2 separate regions of the Homo sapiens genome follow, and region 2 is linked to region 1. Evidence: chromatin contacts called from ENCODE Hi-C or POLR2A ChIA-PET data. All regions are on one chromosome and are shown on one strand. The core of a region is the stretch at or near the end of the contact, and the rest is flanking DNA. Distances in the headings are between cores, read along the strand shown.

Region 1 (6,388 bases), core at 1,331-3,830:
GATCAGGGCCTTCACTTGGATTTTGCACTTGCCGCAGTGGAGACATTCCTCGTAGCTACTCAGTGTGGTTTGTTTTAAGTGGGCCATCCGTTAATTCATGTGACCTGGAACTTGGTTAATGTACTTGCCAAGGTTAAAGTTGAGACGCTGTTTGTTAAACCTTTCAAAGAGGGAAGAAGGTTGCCTTGAATTCAGTTCCAGGGTTTGGGAGTCTGAGAGGGAGGTGGTGAGGGGCCCGGGGAGGCCCTGAGAAACAAAATGCTGGTTAAGGACACAGTCTGCTCACCGACCTCGGAAGTCTCTAGACGTCTAAAGAAGTCCAAGCAAGGAATGATGACCGAAGAGGAACCTCAAGGGTGCAGGCGGCTCTGGGATCTCAGCACATCTCAGTGATGGAATGAGCTGCCGGGGAATGACCCCTGTGGGGGCTGTCCAAAGTCAGAGCAGACACAAACGTAGCTCTCCAGGCCCCATACCTTGGTGGGCAAGAGGGCAGCAAGTGCATCCTCACAGTTGATGGGGAGAGCAGCATTTCAGCCTGCAGAAAAGAGAACCACACAGATGTAAGATGAGGTCTGCACTCACTTGCCTGGTCATGCAGAGACGGAGCTGGGAGCAGCTGCATGACTTTTCAGAGAAGTGGCACACGTTTACTGTAAGGGTCCCAAATGTAGACCACTGCAGATCGTAAGGTCTAGATGGAGGGACCAATAGTAGGGAAGTAGGGGAGAAGAAAGTAAAACCTTACAGTATAAAGACCCATAGATGCTCTTTTGTTTTTGATGTGTGTACGGGGGTTAGATATTTATTGAGCACCTACTGCATGACAGAGTGTTCAGCAATGACAATGCAGAGCTTAATAAGAACAGGTTCTAGACTAATCTTTTAGGGGGTGAGGATAGAACAGAAATAGGTAATTATGTCCTGAGAACATGAGAGAGTGTTGGTGGACAGAACGGCGATGTATCCCCAAGGGCAACTGAAGCCTTCACAGAAGATGCAAAGCCTGTACGTGGTCCTCGGAGTCATGCCACATGGTGACTGGTTATCTTAGTCGTAGGAAAACTGAGAAGCTTTGAGGCATGTTCTATCTGTCTTTGTGGGCATCATCTTCATTATTTGAACAATTCAGAGTGCTTGATGCCTTTTGCTTCGTTCTCACAATCCTTGACACTAAGCTGTGGGCTTGGGTTATAGTCACTCATTCTGTTATTCATGTCATTTTGCCTATCCTTCCACTTCACAGATGAGAAGACTGAGACCCAGAGAGGGTCATGGTTTTCATTAGCCAAATGGTGCAGAAACCCAGTGGTCACAGTGGCTCTCTAGCTCTTTGTCACCCACAGGGCCCTTGATAAGAGTACGGTCTTTCTCCAGGGGAGCAGGGTTGAGGAGTGGGGGCAGCCCTGGCCTGGGTGGCCATATCCTGATTTCCCCTCCCTTGGCCCATAGCTCTCTATCTTGGGTGAGGTGAGAAAGTAAGGCTGCTCCTTGACTGTGGTCCCTTTTGTGTCTGTCCTGCACTGGGCCACCTTCCCAGGGGCCTTGTGTCAGCCTGGTAGTGGTGCTAGTGGCCTTGAAGTGAGAGTGGGTGGATCACACATGGCAGATCTCTGGCAGTGACCTTTTCTGTGGATTTCCGGTGACTGATGATAGCCTCTTTGGAAGTCAGCATATGCATAGCTCTCTGTCTTTTGAAAACAATGGAAAAACCCACCACCAGCCCCAAAACCAGCTGTCTTTCTTCTTATGAATAGATATCCATGAAAAGCAGAAGAGTAGTTTCTTGTAAGTACTCTGGGAGTGCATAATACATTTTAAATAAGATTAAAAATTATGTTTTATTCTTACTAGCATCACTGTCAGATAATTGAGCGTGAGAGCATTCAGTGCTGTGTGCTTGGTACGAAGTAGTAACATCAATTCAGTGTTCAGTACATCCACTTTGTTCCAGAACAATGTATTCAAGGTCGGTGTATTTTGGCTGTGCCACAGAGTTCTGGAAATTCCCAAGAGAATAAGTTTTCACCTGTTATATAATCCAGCACAAGTGACTGTGTAGCAGCAACCTCATGTTTCATGATGACTTTAAAATGCAATTGATTCTAAAATTTAGCTTTTAAAAATTTCGACTTCAGATTTTCTCTGAAGGTTTAAGGTAGGCTTCTCCTTTATTAATTTTTTCAAGAAATATTTAAGAACACTGCTCTGTGCTATGTACCATTCTAAGCACTTTACAGATACTAATTCATTTAATCCTCAGCCTGGTTAGGTAAGTACTGCTATTCCCACCGTACAGATGAGGAAACAGCCTCAGAGGAGTTAAAACAAGTTGCTCAGGTTACACCGTCAGCGGTTTGGACTACTTCAGTTTCAGATAATCACTGTGAAATTTTACTGTTTTGAGCTACACGTTTCAAAATCTTTTCTGATGCGGAACTATCATTAAATCATATAATCCGCTTCTCTGGAGTCAGAGGTTGACAACACATTAGCACTTGACTCGAGCCTCTCCCTGGAGGAGGACATTCCGTCTGCGGGGAGCCGAGTCCGAGGCTGGAGCAACTCTGGAACCACAGCCCTCCAGTAGAGGGCACACGAGAGCAGGCTATCTGTGGAGATAGCCTGTTGGCACAGGGGTGAAGATGACAGAGGCGAACCCAAGCAAAGAGAGTTAATTAGCAGAGTTTGCCCTCCAGGCTCGGAGGGCAAGTCAGCCTGGGGACCTGGAGTTAGTTCCCTTTTCAGCTGTGACCATTGAAGACATTCATCAAGTTCTCTGGCTCCGGGATGTCAGCTGTGGTAGTGACTTGCATGGGAGGTTATCCGACATACCTCACACACTTTAACTCCACCTCTTCAGAGTTTGTGGCCAAGAATGGAGCCAGGTGGCTATTTTTTTTTTTTAAATTTATGTAATAACAAACATTCGCATTTATTGAAAACTTAAAGTATAATAAAAAAATAAATAAAATAAAAAAAGAAAAAAGAAAACTTATTCCTGTGTCAGGCACTTTTCTAAGTGCTTTGCAGTGTATTGTCTCATTTAATAGTTGTTTAAATTAACAGAGTAGGCCGGGTGTGGTGGCTCACATCTGTAATCCCAGTACTTTGGGAGGCTGAGGCGGGTGGATCACCTGAGGTTGAGAGTTCAAGACCAGCCTGACAAACATGGAGAAACCTCATCTCTACTAAAAATACAAAATTAGCCACAGTGGTGGCGCATGCCTGTAATCCCAGCTACTCAGGAGGCTGAGGCAGGAGAATCGCTTGAACCCGGGAGGTGGAGGTTGTGGAGAGCCAAGATTGCATCATTGCACTCCAGCTTGGGCAAAAAGAATGAAACTCTGTCTCAAAAAAAAAAAAAAAAAAAAAAAAAAGAGAGAGAGAGTAAATAAAATTGTAAGGTGAATATGTTATCTACTTGATGGAATTTTTTAAACTACCTTGAAAAGTTTTATAGTTTCCTATTTACAGATGAAATTAACATACTAATTATAAATCATGCCTCACTATTCACTTTAGGCAGTCTATCTCCTTAAGGATCTCCTTACGGTTTAGATAGATAAGTGAATTGCTTAATGTTTTTGGAAGTAATAAAACTGCATTTCTTTTTAATTAAACAATCCAGATAACAAGAAGTAATTCTAATAGGAAACTTGTAGGATGTATTTACAGAAAATCTACACAATCTTACTGAACAATGTAGAAAAGAAGATTTACCAGCCTGGGCAACATGGCAAGCTTTGTCTCTTAAAAAACAAAACAAAACAAAATTTAGCCGGGAGTCGTGGCATACAATTGTCATGTCCACTTCTCAGGAGGCTGAGGTGGGAGGACTACTTGAGCCCAGGAGGTCAAGACTACAGTGAGCCACATTTGTGCCGCTGTACTCCAGCCTGGATGACAGAGCGAGACCCTGTTTCAAAATAAAGAAAAAGAGATTTAAATGAAGCGAAATGCCATTTTCTCTAGGTGAGAAACTGGAATATTATCAATGTCACTTCTTCCCAAATTGATTTATAATTTAAAAACAATTTTAGTACTTCTGCAGCTTGTTTGGAGCTTGATAAAATGATTGTAGAGTTTGTCTTGAAGCTTTAATAGTGAGGCAGGTTTAAAATTGGGGGCAAAAAAGAAATGGGTTTTAGGGTGTAGAAGGGACTTGCCTGATCACTTTTGCTAGAAATAAATGTCCCTCCAAATTAAATTACTAATGTCGCACATCAGATCGTATTTAAATCCATTAGAAGATTTTACTGTTCCATTAGAGCTACCCATAGCTGGTGAAGACTCTGCTTATAGTGGAACCTAGTTTCTCAGTTTTCCATTTATATTTATTTACCTGAGCTTTTTGTAAAGTAGTAAGTACTTGACTGAATTTCTGCTATTTATCAAATGCTTTTTGAATAGAAATAATGAGTTAATAACATTTAGCCTTTTTTGGTAAATAGTATAAACAAGATAGGGCAAATATGTAAACTACTTAGAACTTTATCTACCTTGCATATTTTGTACCTCTTATTTGCATATGCATGTCACATGCTCCTTATGTACCATGTGCTATTACTGTGCCGGGGTACTGGGGCTATATTGAGTCTATTTCCTGTCTTTGTAGACTTGATGGATAATTTGGACAGCATTGTGATATTCCAGGTTTAAGAGTCTTAAGGTTCAAGACTACATTAAATGTTAATGTAGTCCAACATTTCTTGAACTCTGAAATCCTCTGAGCATCTTTTCATGCACTGGCCTAAAATGTTTTCATAGCCCAGCAAAAGGCTGATTACTTATTTCCCTCCTATTGATTTTTTTTGAGATGGGGTCTTGCTGTGTTGCCCTGTCTGCTTGTGAACTCCTGACTCCGGTGATCCTCCTGCCTTGGTCTCCTGTTTATGTTTTAAATAGCATTTCTCAAACCTATTTGAGCAAATAACTTTCCTGTTAATATGTAGTATTCCTTGAAAGAATTGAATTTGTGAGTCCCTAATCTAGACACTTTTAAAGAAGAAACAAAACTCAGTAACACATTTGGATAAAAACCTGAATATGTCCATTTTGGGATGAAAGGAAGCAGCTTTGTTTACCATGTTGAATTAAGTGGAAAACATCTTATTTTAATCATGATTGATAGAAATCTAAATTTGTAAATTCTGATTTTTATGTTTTTTTTACAATGAAAATACATTTTAAATGTCACCATCCCCTTCCCCATGAAGTCTTCATTACAACTAATTTTGAAAATACTCTCTCATTTATTTATATTATATATGCATATGTTCTACTGTATAATTTTAAATACTTAAATGGGGTTATCTTTTTGCATTGTTCTGTATCTTTTTTCAGCTTAATAATTTACCTTGCTTATAATTATTGTCAGTGCTTGCGGACCTGCTCTTTATGCATTTTTAACCATTGCATAAAGCTGGAATGATGGACATGATTTCTTTAATCACTCCAAATTAGTCATTTAGTTGTTTCCAGTTTTTTAGTATTACAAATAACTCTGCAATAAACGTGTCTTGGGTATGCATTCTTTTAGTTTAAAATAGTCTTGTTCCTTCAGAAAGTTGCTCAATAATAGACTTAGAAATTCTTTTGTGCTAATTACTGTAATTGCTCATTTTAAGATCTCCTTTTATTGTTTTCATAGTATATAATCCTAAACTGTTACAACTGAAATAGTCCTTGAGCTAAGAAAGCAATGTGGCTTAAAGATAGGATTTCTAAATAGAGACTTAAAAATTAACCTTTTTGGAGCTGTGACTTCCTGATGAAGTGGCAGCACACAGGCTGAATATGTTCTACATCTGGATGGCCCAACATCATGATGCTGTGATTTGCGAGAAGCTCTCTGCCTGCCTAGGCTGCTGGAGGATGGCAAGTTAATTTATTTGTTGTTGGGAGACCTCCCCCTGCCCCCATTAAAAAAATTATTTTGAAATACTTGTAGATTCACATGCAGTTTCAAGAAATAATAAAGAGTAATTCCATGCACCATTTTCCTCCAATAGTAACATTTTGTGAAACTAGTACAGTATCACAGCTAGGATATTGACGTTAATATAGTAAGGATATATGTCATCACCACAAAGGTACACCTACTTCCCTTCTATCTCTCCTCTCTCCTTCATGCCTGGTTACAAACTAACCTGTTCTCTCTATATAAAATTTTATCATTTAATAATGTTCTGTAAATAGACTCATAGTATGTAACCTTTTGGAACTGAAGTTTTTCCATCAGCATAATTCCTTATAGATTCATTCAGGTTGCTGTGTTTATCAATAGTTTGTTTCTTTTTATTGCTGAATGGTATTCTGTGGTGTAAATGTACTACATTCCATGAGCATGGCATGTCCCTCCATTTATTTAGTTTTTCTTTGATTT
Region 2 (5,965 bases), core at 1,908-4,407, 86 kb after region 1:
CGGATTTCACTATTTTCCCACTGATGTCCCTTTTTTTGGTTCCAGATCCAAGAGACGATCCTACCTGGCATTTATTGTGTTCAGTTTTTCTAATTCTGGGACGTTTTCCTGGGTTTTCTTTAGTCATTCACGAAGTTCGCACTTTTGGAGAACATGGGGCCAGTTATTTTGTAGAATATCTTTCTGTTAGAGTTTGTGGATGTTTCCTCCTGATTAAATTTGGGGGGTACATTTTTAACTTGGAGATCACAGAGGTGCTGCTGTTTGTGTCTTTGCGCATCCTGTCAGGAGATGCGTGATGTTTCCTTTCCTGGTGCTGTTAGCTTTGATCCCTTAGTTAAGGTGGTCTCTGTGGCTTCCTCCATTATCATTACTATTTTTCTCTTTGTAATTAGGAAGAATCTTTTGGAGGTAGATACTTGAGACTATCTAAACAAGCATTCTGTTCCTCATTATTCTTTCACCCACTAATTTTAACATCCATTACTGTGATGTTTGCCAAATGGTGATTTTCTATTTCTGTTTTCTACACTTAGTAATTGGATTCTACTCTCAGGATTTTATGTATTTTTTAACAGTGAGGGACATAAACTTTTTAACTAGCAGTGGCAAGTCCACTTTTATTTGGGAGGACAATTACTAGTCACATGAAGAAGAAAAAATATGCAGAAGCTTAAGAAATCCCACATATGAATGTTATTTGAAATGTTCTTGCCCTTTCTCCCTACAAAGGAGGTGAAGAAGATGACAGGAGATGTTAATTGCCAAAATAGTCTCATAGTTTTGGTCCTGGCTGCAAATCTCTCGTTTTTGATACTCAAGAGAATGCTATTGGGGAACTGACTCTGAAGCACAGCCCAGATGCTTGAGATGGGTTGGGAAGGTTTACATCAACACCATGAATTTAATTTATCATGTGACATTTTATTTCTGAGTTTTTAAAGCTGTAATTAAAAGAAGTGTTCAAAGTGTTGCTTTCCTCTTTTAGAATAAACGTGGCTGGGTGTGGTGCCTCATGCCTGTTATCCCAGCACTTTGGGAGGCCATAGGCAAGAGGATTGCTTGAGCCAGGAGTTTGGGACCAGCTTGGGCAACATAGGGAAACCACATCACTACAAAAAAAAAAATTAGCCTGTCATGGTAGCATGCACCTGTGGTCCCACTTACTTGGGAGGCTGAGGTGGGAGGATCACCTGAGTTCAGGAGGTCAAAGCTGCAGTGAGGTGTGATCATGCCCCTGCTCTCCAGCCTGGACAACAGAGCAAGACACTGTCTCAAATAAATAGGCAAACATTACCAACATGGCAAACAAGTTGGAGGAGGCCCCCTATTTAATTAAATTTCAGCAGTCCCAAATCTAATTGGTATGAAGAAATCATTATTCAGAATTTTCCATCACTGAAATACTAAAATCACTTGTTGTTTGAGACATCTTGGCCTGTCACCCAGGCTGGAGTGCAGTGTTGCTCTCATAGCTCACTGGAGCAGGAGCCTCAACCTCCCAGGTTTAAGTTAATGCTCCCACCTCAGCCTCCTGAGTAACTGCCACTACAGGCGTGTGCCACCATGCCCAGCTAATTTTTTAATTTTTCGTAGAGATGGGGTCTGTGTTGCCCAGGTCCCTCTTGAACTCCTGGCCTCAAGCTATCTTCTCCAGTCGGCCTCCCAAAGGGCTGTGATTACAGGCGGGAGCCACAGCGCTCAGCCTAAAAATAACTCTTTAGCCAAAAGAAAGTTTTAAAAAATTGTCTGTTGTATTCTTTGATTTTACTCTATGTGGTCTTTTCTATTATTTTTAAAATAAAAAAGATTTATACTCCTCAAGTGTAACATTTTATCAAATCTCATGCTTCTGTTTGATGAAACCGAATGGCTAAATTTTTTAAATATCATGCAATCCATCCCAGTTTGTAATTTTATTATGGCCCTCACACAAGAGCGTGCAAGCTATACTAAGCTTCCTGTGGCCCTCGTTTTTCCTCACTGATATTTGTAACTCATTCCAAATTAAATTTTAGGAGTCTGAAATGTAGCTGTTATATTTGGGAGATGTGAAGAAAAGAATCGTAGGCATCTCAGTAGGCTAGGTATCAGATCACACATGCTTGCTGGACCAAAGAGGACTCCTTACAGTAGGATACATGATTCTGAGTTAGTTTGTGTACTAAGTATATACTATATAGCTTTTGAAGGGGAGACGGGCACAGAATTCACAATATCATGCACTAAGGGTTATTTTGTGTTTGCAGTTTCCAGATGAATGTTTTAAAGTTGGCTGCAGAATACAGCGAGATAGGTAAAATCTATTTGAGTATTACTTACAGACCCCAAAGGATATCCCAAAGGATATGTTGGACTAATTCCTAAAATATCCTGTAAGTCATTGCAGGTACAGGCGTGGATCTGGGTTTGGAAACGCCGCCTGGATCGCTGGCTGGGCTCCTGCAGCCGCCAAGGAGGGGCTGGCTGGAGGTGGGGCTCGGCGTGCATAGCGGCCACGTGACTGCGCCCCGGCCACGCCCACCGTCCCTCACGTGGTCCCAGGCCACGCTGGGCTTCGGCATGTGCTAAAGTGGATAGAAAAGGGAGTGGGGCCCGGGCGTGGCTTTGTGGTTTGGGAAGATATGAACTCCTTGGGGTTTTTTTCTCTTTTAATTCTTTAATTTTGATATTTGGAAATGCGTAAAAGGTTTTTCATTTGTCCTTGACCACGTGGTCCAAACCTCAATTTCCCTAGCAGAACGCGGTTTCGATCACTGGTGGATCCGTCTCACAGCACCAGTCATGCTGCCTCGCTGGGAAGTGGAGGGCTCAGGATTCCCGTGGTTCACGATCCATTTTATGTTGGAAGGAAATCATTTTGAACTATCTCAGTACACACCCTAGTGTATCTTTAAACCTAATTGAGTGTTGATGGAAAATCTGCGGTCCGAGAACCGTAAGAAAAGGGGGCTCCCACCTCCCGCTCTGGGGTCGCCACTTGCCTCGCAGGCAGGAGGAGGCTCCCAGAGTAGATACAACTTGCCCGTCACCCGGATGGGTTGGTAGTGCACATATGCACGGGGCGCAGTTTAAAATGAAAGTAAAAGATGCAAATGTGTTTGCAAAAGAAAAATTAACATAGGATACGTGCGGGCGTTCTCAGTTGAACTCGGTCTTACTGTTCCACGCGAGCACCCCATGACTCAGAGCCCAAATCTCAGCGGAACAGCCCAGGACGCTCCTGCCGTCCACAGGAAGACGCCTCTGTCTCTGTCCCCCGCCGCCACCACACAGATGCACGTACTCTCTTCACTTCCGTGTACCCAGTAAATGCAGATCCTGATTTAAATCTGCAGCACGCTGCTTTCTTCCCATTGCATGTGGGAAGCTTCAGGTTCTCTTCGGTTTATTTTCTCATCACCTTTATTAAAATGCAGTAAAGCAAGGAGTATATTAATGCGGGCCTCTGCAAATAGAGGGAATTTATTGAAAAGCAGAATGGCTTGAAAGATTGAACTTCATCTTAAAAATCAGAAACAGACTCTTGTTATTAATAGCTTTAGAAACGAAAATCTAACTTCTGATAAATTATTTCAGAGGAGTGGTTCAAACGTGTAGTAGATAGCTCTGCCTGGTCATCAATTATAGTGACGTCCTTGCATCAGCTCCAGAAACTCAGAATATTCATGAGCTTTCCAGTCTGACTCAGACCTTCAGGAGCCATGAAATTTTCCTGTTGGGATGAGAGGAAGCGCTGGCGGTCGTTTCGGCAGCTTAATGAAACCAGAAATAGATAAGCACGAGTGAGGGGTGATGTCCGCTTGTTTGCTCCCATCATGTTGTTTTTAATGTGTGAAAGTGAAAGTTTTAAAAGTCATACTAAATGTGTGATCCTTTTTAGAATTCACTGGGTACGGGTACGTGGAGGAAGTGTTTTTGTTTTTGTGAATTTGTTTAAACAAATGACTGAGGCTTTGTTTTCCACTCTGTCTGGCCAAGCACCATTGCTACACTTTTTTAAATTCATGACATCCTGAGCAGTGAAGCTGTTCTTCAGCCCGCCTCTCCATTTGTGACTGGAAGACAAGGAGGCAGACACCAATGGCGCCTCTCACAATGGAGGTTTATTTTTTTTTAATCTAACGGAGGGATTGTAGATGGTGTAAAACTTCCTTGTGCCAGGAGAGAAAGGGGGAGAGAGAGAGAGAGAGAGAGAGAGAGAGAAATAACCCATTCTAAACAACTTTAGGAATAGATGATCCGTAGGCATCAACTTTGCGCAGCAACAAAAGCCACTTTCTGAACCTCGTTCTGTGAAGTTTTAAAACAAATTGGGTTTGTTTAATTAAAATATTTCTTAAAGGCAAAAAGCACTGAGCTAATTTTTAAGAATTTTAAGTTATATATTAATATGAGTAGTGATTTATAATTTTCTGTTGAAATACATAAATTCGAGAAGCCCCACCCCTACCACTTGCCAGTCTTGAGTCCCCACGGCTCCTTTGCCTAGGTCTAAAGTCACTGCTTGCACACTCCTGCCTTGCATATGCCTTGCCATCGTGTGGGCCTCTTGGCTGGAAGTGTTCTTGTCCTCCCGTTAGGTATCTTTTATGACGTGAATCCTTACCTCTAATTATTATCTGTGTGTACATCTCATCACCTGCATCTGACTGTGTGCCTTGTGTATGTCTCTTAGCCCTCACAATTGCCTGACATGCCTTACAAACGGGTAGACCAAGTGTTAAATGAACAAATATTTAATAAGAACTTAAAAGCTTTTTGACTTTATATATTTTTAAAGCCATTGTGATTAAACACTATGTTTGATGTGGTGCTAATTCTGTGCTTTATCAACTGTGTGAATTGTAGTATTTTTAAAGTAGGAATAATTGAGAAATATTTTGAAGTTAGGTTAAGCATAGCAGTAAAGTTTCCACTTTTTAAAATAGCCAAATCCAGGCCAGGCGCAGTGGCTCGTGTCTCCAATGTCAGCACTTTGGGAGGCCAGGGCGGGCAGATCGCTTGAGGTCGGGAGTTCGAGACTAGCCTGGCCAACGTGACGAAACCCCGTCTCTGCTAAAAATACAAAAATTAGATGGTTGTGGTGGTGCATGCCTGTAATCCCAGCTACTCAGAGAAGTGTTTGAACCCGGGAGTTGGGGGTTGCAGTGAGTTGAGATTTCACCACTGCACTCCAGCTGGGGCAAAAGAATGAGTGAAACTCTGTCTCCAAAAAAAAATCAGAGCGTGGTGGTGCACACCTGTAGTCCCAGATACTTGGGAGGCTGAGATGGAGGTCAAGGCTTCAGTGAGCCATGATGGCACCACTGCACTCCAGCCTGGACAACAGAGTAAGACCTTGTCTCCAAAAAAAAAAAAAAAAAGCCAAATCTGTTGGGTTTTTTTTTTTGGGGGGGGGGTCCTTTAGAATGGCCCTGACAGATCTTTAAGGCATGGAAATGAGCCTTATGCAAGCTCCTGGCAATCAGTATGTGAGTTCTGTCTCCTTGGCAAGATACAGCCTCTTAGACCCTCAGTCTGGGGAAATAATGCTGATTTCTCCTACGAGTTACGAGAATTACGCTAGAAAACTCTGTGGCGCATACAGGTGCCCTGTAGCCTGTTGGTTAGAAGCACTGACCCTGAAGTCAGGTCGCCCAGGTTGGAATTCCAGCTCTGCCTTCTTCAAGCTGTGTGACTCTGGGAAGTCACACACACTCTCTCTTTGTGCCTCAGGCTCTGGTTCTGAAGATGGGAACGGCAGGCCCTCCCTCTTTGGCTTGTTGCACAGATGAAATCTGACAGCGTATGCCAAGCGCTTAGCACGGGTAGCAGTGAGTGCCCCGTAAATGTTAGGTACCTTCCTACTACTACTAAACATTCATTCTTCCCTTCCCTGCTAGTACCTGCAGCTCTGACTCATCTCACACCCTTGAGAGAGGATTATCTTCATTAAAAAGTTTTTGGTCTGCCCAGAAGCAAG

What was found. Hi-C counts contacts between places; a loop is a spot of excess contacts on that map. ChIA-PET counts read pairs that join two places held with the same protein, here RNA polymerase II (POLR2A). Pooled maps may share reads with other maps.
Region 2: a map with no recorded cell type shows a loop between it and region 1 (5-fold over the local background). The contact joins two enhancer-like sites. A Hi-C loop is called at or near these places in 64 of 168 maps with a recorded cell type or tissue (A673, B cell, CD14-positive monocyte and 40 more), 36 of 37 single-sample maps with no recorded cell type and 44 of 50 pooled maps. POLR2A ChIA-PET finds 5 or more read pairs at or near these places in 14 of 52 experiments (AG04450, CD4-positive, alpha-beta T cell, CD4-positive, alpha-beta memory T cell and 11 more).

Annotation. Positions count from the first base shown.
Region 1 is chr15:98,777,196-98,783,583 of GRCh38, forward strand. All of the region lies in intron 2 of IGF1R (insulin like growth factor 1 receptor), which reads left to right. It overlaps LOC124903560 (a long non-coding RNA gene), which reads right to left. Exons shown (of 2, transcript XR_007064772.1): 1 at 1-6,388. Among named protein-coding and RNA genes, the nearest start is that of MIR4714, 4.0 kb to the right of the region's middle. RefSeq lists enhancers at 1-8, 9-915. Within about 2 kb of position 2,581, at least 14 of the 41 ENCODE cell types and tissues checked have a DNase peak (open chromatin) inside an H3K27ac peak, as active enhancers do; they include adrenal gland, ascending aorta, heart left ventricle and 1 more, where a contact is called at or near this core.
Region 2 is chr15:98,862,979-98,868,943 of GRCh38, forward strand. All of the region lies in intron 2 of IGF1R (insulin like growth factor 1 receptor), which reads left to right. Among named protein-coding and RNA genes, the nearest start is that of MIR4714, 82 kb to the left of the region's middle. Within about 2 kb of position 3,158, at least 34 of the 41 ENCODE cell types and tissues checked have a DNase peak (open chromatin) inside an H3K27ac peak, as active enhancers do; they include adrenal gland, ascending aorta, heart left ventricle and 1 more, where a contact is called at or near this core.